Linked DNA regions of Homo sapiens: region 1 is linked to region 2. Evidence: read pairs that join two places in POLR2A ChIA-PET (ENCODE). Cell type or tissue: CD4-positive, alpha-beta T cell. All regions are shown on one strand. Each heading gives the region's core, and the rest is flanking DNA. Links, peaks and the distances in the headings are about the cores only. Region 1 has its middle 10 kb from the start of P4HA2. Region 2 has its middle 11 kb from the start of IRF1.

The links. ChIA-PET counts read pairs that join two places held together with the same protein. Peaks named below come from ENCODE experiments on the same cell type or tissue, not always from the same donor. Only the 100,000 strongest peaks of a DNase experiment are listed, where the experiment ranks them.
Region 1: POLR2A ChIA-PET joins it to region 2 with 5 read pairs; 7 of 35 experiments call an interaction of 5 or more read pairs at or near these places.

What each region holds. Positions count from the first base shown.
Region 1 is chr5:132,236,788-132,239,687 of GRCh38, reverse strand. No RefSeq gene overlaps it. Among named protein-coding and RNA genes, the nearest start is that of P4HA2, 10 kb to the right of the region's middle. In CD4-positive, alpha-beta T cell, for the core only: CTCF peaks have their summits at 1,065 and 1,267 (motif pointing left); a DNase peak (open chromatin) is centred at 1,237.
Region 2 is chr5:132,500,220-132,503,119 of GRCh38, reverse strand. No RefSeq gene overlaps it. Among named protein-coding and RNA genes, the nearest start is that of IRF1, 11 kb to the right of the region's middle. RefSeq lists an enhancer at 1,987-2,106. In CD4-positive, alpha-beta T cell, for the core only: CTCF peaks have their summits at 1,549 and 1,751 (motif pointing right); a DNase peak (open chromatin) is centred at 1,779; H3K27ac peaks cover 492 bases.

The sequences.
Region 1 (2,900 bases), core at 109-2,608, 260 kb after region 2:
CCCAGACCTCCAACACTTCCCCTGGCTGACTATGCAGGGAGACCCACACCTCATCCTCCTACCTGACCACTCGGCAAGTGAGTCTCCCCTTCTGTAGTCTCCCTCAGCCTCTGCGATTCACCGTCAATTTCTTCATCTGTGCCTCCTCTCCCCCCATAAAACAAAACAAACAAACAAACAAACAAAAAACAACATGAGCTCCATGCAGGCAGGGTGTTTTTCTGACTCATCTCTGTGTCCCTGGGTACCCAGGACTGGACACAAGGGAGGTGTCAGGGGATGTCTGTTGACTGACTGAATGTGAGTAAGTGAGGGTGTAGAGGGTTCCTGAAGCCCTAGGCTGAGTGACCAAGTATGGAAACCCTGCTTGCCACACTTCAGCATGACCAAGGCAGCTGGTCTTCTCCTTCAAAGGCAGTGCTGAGGCTTGACAGGTCATAGAGCCAGGCCTTCATGTCTAGGCTGCAGACAGCTTCCTCAAAGTCCATCTCCTCTTCCCTACTGATCTTTTCCTGCTACTCCCCATTGGTTGAACCCAACCAGAAGCTGCAGGGCAGGTGAACCTGTTGATGCTATCCATATAGGTCAGCAGTCAGGGCGCAGAGCAGGGGAAAGAGGAGACAGGAGAGGAGATCTGGAAGGGTAAGCAGATGACATCTGTCAAGTGTTAGGTAACACTTGGTACAGGGAGAGTGCTCCATAAATTAGTTGTCCAATCACAGAAGCATCCCAGAGCATCATAGAAACCCAGATGAGGACTGCCCATCCTGCTTCTCTGGCTCTTCTCCTCCAGGAGCTCCTCTCCACAGAGCCAGGATATTCTGGGTATGTTCAGAGTTCAAGGTCTCCCCATCTCCTTTCCTAACTTCACTGCATTACTAGTCCTTGGTGTTTCCTTAGGGCTACTGGCTCCTATGGCCTGAGGCTTCCACAGCCTGAGGCTTCCCAAGGCTACAAGTCAACTTAGCTGACCATGAAGGCCCCTGATCACTATGGGCTGAGGAAAGGATCTGGGGTCTTCCCAATATCCTCCCTGCCTCCTCAGCCAGTGGAGGTCCCAGCATTGGAGTCATTCCCCAGGGCCTGGAAAACATCTCTCCCTTCCCGTTGCTCATGATTATGCAGGCCTAGTCACAGGTCTCAGCTAAACCTTGGCAGGTTGGAAGGATGGGGCACCAAGTGGAGGGGCTTTTTGAGCAAGGCTGGGGCTGCTCCTTTGAGTGAGCCCTGTTGAGCTCCATGCACCCTCTGGTGGCCAACCTCATTTTTGCAACTACAGCTCTGGACAAGAAGGAAGCAGCTCCCCTAAAAAGATTCTCCCAGAAGGCCTCACACACCTTTGCCCTGGGACAAAAATAGCTGTTGGTGCCCCAGGAGAGAGTGCAGAGAAAATTCCAGAACTTGATGAGGGCAGGGTGTCAACCTGGCCTACAGCTGTTGGGTGACCACTGGTGTCAACCTGGCCTACAGCTGTTGGGTGACCACTGGGGTGAGAGGGCAGTACTTGCCCCCAAAATTGCAGCCACCAATGACAGCATCTAACGACCCAGCCAGTTTGAGGAAGCCATCTTTCCACCTTCACCACCTTGATCATTCACTCTTCAGCCAAGAAGATGTACTGTCCAAGCCATCCCTTCTCCCATGGGCTCTGATTTCTACAGATGATAGAGGTAGACATCTTCCTGATTCCAAGTCTGCAACTAGCTGGTTCAGGGTCAGAGTAAGTAATAAGGCCAGAGCCTGGTCCAAAGTCAATATCAGGCTCTGGTTCAGAGTCAAGATTAAGGGCAGAGCCAGAGGACAAAGGACAGAACCTCCTCCTTCTCATGTGAAAGGCCAGATCCACACGCTTGCGTATGCATGTGAATCCCTCTGTGCGTGAGCATATAAATGTGTGTGTGTGTGTGCGTATGTGTGTGTGTTTGTGGGTGAGAGCCCTCTTACTAGAGGCTATGGCCAAGTTGCTCTGTTTTTCAGGCACTAGAAGCTCAGGGATTATCAAGCTTCTCACAGGTTTATGCAAATGTTTGAAACATGAAAAAAATATAGAAAGCTATAAAAAATGTAAATACTAAATATAGTAAATGTTAACAGTATGTCATAGTCATAGTCAACTGAAGTTCAGCCATGTTCTTGTGTGGTCAAGTTTAAAATGTATTTATGTGGGATGTGGGTGTGTGGAATAGGTTTGATGTGGAATGAGGTAGTCAGGACCTTTGGAGGAATGAGTGCCCTGGCCTCCTTGTGGTGGGTAAGAGTCCCAGGGCAGTGTACTGCAGGGCCACAAGGCAGGGCTGACTAGCAAGTTCAAATGCTGGTGTCTACTGAAGGGAAGGGGAGATCAGAGCTGCAACTGGAGCTGACACTAGCAGGGCAGTTGAGGGCAGGAAAGAGGCCACAGGAGGGTTTAGGGTCCTTGAGACAGGAGTGAGCAGGCCTCAGCCACACCAGTGATTCAGGCTTTTGTGATTATGTGGTAGCAGACTGGGATTAGGGCTAGCCACTGACAGCTCATGTGGTGATTTTTTTTTTTTTTTTTTGAGACGGAGTCTTGCTTTGTCACCCAGGCTGGAACGCAGTGGCGTGATCTTGGCTCACTGCAGGTTCTGCCTCCTGGGTTCAAGCGATTCTTCTGCCTCAGCCTCCCGAGCAGCTGGGACTACAGGCATGCACCACCATGCCCACCTAATTTTTGTATTTTTAGTAGAGATGAGGTTTCGCCATGTTGGCCAGGCTGGTCTCGGTCTTGAACTCCTGACCTCATGATCCACCCACCTTGGCCTCCCAAAGTGCTGGAATTACAGCTGTGAGCCATCGCGTCTGGCCAATTTTTTTTTTTAATTAGCAAAAGATACTCCCTTTTCAATTCACTTTATTTCCATCTACTGAAAACTTATTGT
Region 2 (2,900 bases), core at 315-2,814:
AAATGTGAATGTGTCAAGTAATCCACTCCCAATAGGCCACCAGTGGTCAATAAGCATTTCTGGGCTAGAAGAGAGAGGGAAAAGATACACATACAGGAAAATGACAAGAAAAAATGAGCAGAGAAGACTAAAAAAGAAGATTGATTCCTCCAGAAGTGTCTTGGGAACTTTATGACACAACTGCCACTTCTCTGGTCCTAGTGTTGGCTGCCACCCAAGGGAGGGCCAAGGGGCTTCCCTTGGCCGCCGGGGGTGTTAGGTTCACACAGAACACACACAAGAATACAATACAGTTGGCAGTGCAGCTCAGAGGCCTTCTTGAGGCCTGCTTGTCCAAGGAAATTGGACCCTTTTGACCTCAACTGTTGTTTACTCTGCTCCTGTACTTCCTGGTGGCTGCAAGTTGATTTTCCCACCCCACCAGCCTCAGCATGGCAGCCCAGCCCTCCCATGCCTGATGACAGCTTGTTGCATCTATGGCTCCCACCTGCTCTCAGGCTGTGTGGCACCAGGGCTGCTAGCTGAGCATGGCATCTGGGGTGCGTGGGCAGTTTTGGCAGCCAAGCCGCTTTTTTCTCTTTGTGGACTCTCCGGGAGGCCTCATCTCTCCCTGAGAGCCCGGTAGGTGAGGGTCTGAGGGTGGTGTGTGGAGCTCACATTGTCCTGGTGAATCAAGATGGCTGCTGAGCTCACATCCAGGGCATGGGAAGGAGCAGCTCTCCTGAGCACCAGGCCCACACTGAGTCATAAGAGAACAGCAGCCATCCACACCATTGGCCCGGGAGAGAAGTTTCCCTGGGGTAGGGCAAGGCCCCGGTCTTCACTGTAATCAAGAGCCATGATGTAAGTAAACTCCTAGAACTACTGGCTTCTTATCTGAGGTGAGGACTCCAGGTGCCAGGGTCATGCAGGGCAGGGAAGGCCACTCTCTCTGTTTTGCGGCAGAAACTTTTCTGGGAAGTGGCTGCCCAGGGCATGGCCCTGCTTGTGGCTGTGTCTGCCTGGACTTCCTGGCTCACAGCTGAAGGGTCAAAGTGGCATACACTGGGTCCTCTCACTCCTCTGTCCACTGGGCACCTCATCCAGCACTCCGAGGTGGTCCTTGTGCCTGAGCCATGGGCCTAGAGCTCAGGAGAAGTGTGTGTCTAACCAGGTTTGCATCTGAAGAGCCAGGCAGCTGCTCAGGGACGCTCTGAGATTTTGTTCTGCTGATGTGTCCCTGCCTCTATTCCTAGCCTTGGATAGTTGCGGGAGGAATTTTAGGGACAAATCCTCTTTTTGGGGTGCCTGGGGCACTACCCTGTCTCAGGCCTAGCTCTCAGCCTTCAGTCCTAGGCCAAATCCTCTGTGGGGCCAGGTGGCTTGCTCAGGGGGAATCTGAGGGAGTTCCTGAGCCCACCTGAGGAGAACAGTGCTCAACAGAGGATGCAGGCCTTCCTGGGCCATGATGCTGTAGGAGAAGGCAGGGACTCCCACGAGAGCCAGCCTCGCTCAGCAGTTACCTTAGAAACCCCCATTTCTGCCTTTGCTTGTGTCCTGGCCTCTCTGGCATCTGTTCAAAGGCTACTGATCAGGAAATAGGTGCTCTGTTTACCAGGTGGCACCTGCTTATCTGCCATAGCCAAAGTCCATCCTGAATTCCTGCCCCCACCCTTTCCCGCAGCATTGTGCCTGCACCCTTCTCTTTCTCCAAGACCCCTAAACTTCCGCCTGCTAGAGGAGGGAAAGGGGTTGGTTTTCCATATTAGCCAGCAGGGGGTGCTGTTGCCATAGGGTCAGAGCTTCTAGGGGTGTGGGCTGGGGAACCAAGCTGCTAATCCCCTGGGGAGCACCTGGGGGTGGCCCCTGGTCTTGCTGGGCAGACAGCGGGGGGAAGATGGACTGACAGACACGCCCCATCCAGCAGTGGAGGCACCCTTATCACTTCCTTCCTGCTGTGCCCAAGCATCCAAAGGGCAAGGCCGAGCAGTCTCGGGACATGGTTGTAGGTTCTAGCTGTGGTCTCCAGTGGCCTGGGCCTTCCTGGGGCAGCCTGTGGCTTTTTCACCTGCTGCCCTACTCTCTTTAGCTTAGTGTCCTTGGTTCCCTAGACTCATAACCTAGGACAGAAGCCAAGGCCTAAGATCTTGTTTTGGCCCTGGCTGTGGACATATAGACTCCTAGGCAGAGTGGGGGGTCTCCTACACTTCTCCCAGAATGGGGCACCCAGGGAGGGGGGATGGGTCCTGCTCCAGCCAGTCTCATGTCCTGGCAAATCCTGTCATCTGATTCTGCTCTCAACTAGGCCTATCTCTATCCCCTGTGGCCACAGCCCTAATATGCCTGGATCACTTGAGCTGCCTCTAGTCTACCTCCCAGCCTCCAGTGTGCAGAAGGGACCAGATAGGGTGGAGCAAGCAGGCAGGGCAGGTGCTTAGGGTGAAACCTTTAAGGAGCTACTCACCGTCAGACTCACCCAAGTATAGGGTTGGCCCCTGAGAGCGAGTACCTCCTTAAATGTTGTGCCTTTAGGAAACTATCTCACCCTAGTCTTGCCCTGGTGTGCCACAGGCGTAATCCTCTGTAGCAGCCACAGAAAGTTTTCTAAAGCATAGGTCAGGCCACCAGTGGCCCTCACAAGACCTGCCCTAGCATTTAATTCAACAGACACCTGATGATAGACCCTGGTCTGGGCCTTGGCTCCAGAAAGGAAGGCAACATCAGTCCAGCCCTGAGCGGCCTCTGTCTACCAGGATAGAGTCCACTCTTGAGCACAGCATCCAGGCTCTTCAGAGTGTGGCCCCTACTGGTTGGTCCAGCCTCAGCTTCTGGGGCAGCTACTCCAGGCCACACCAAAAGCGAGATCCGTTCTGCACTTCTGAGCTGCCAAGCCTTTCCTTGGGCTGTTTTCACGTTCTGGA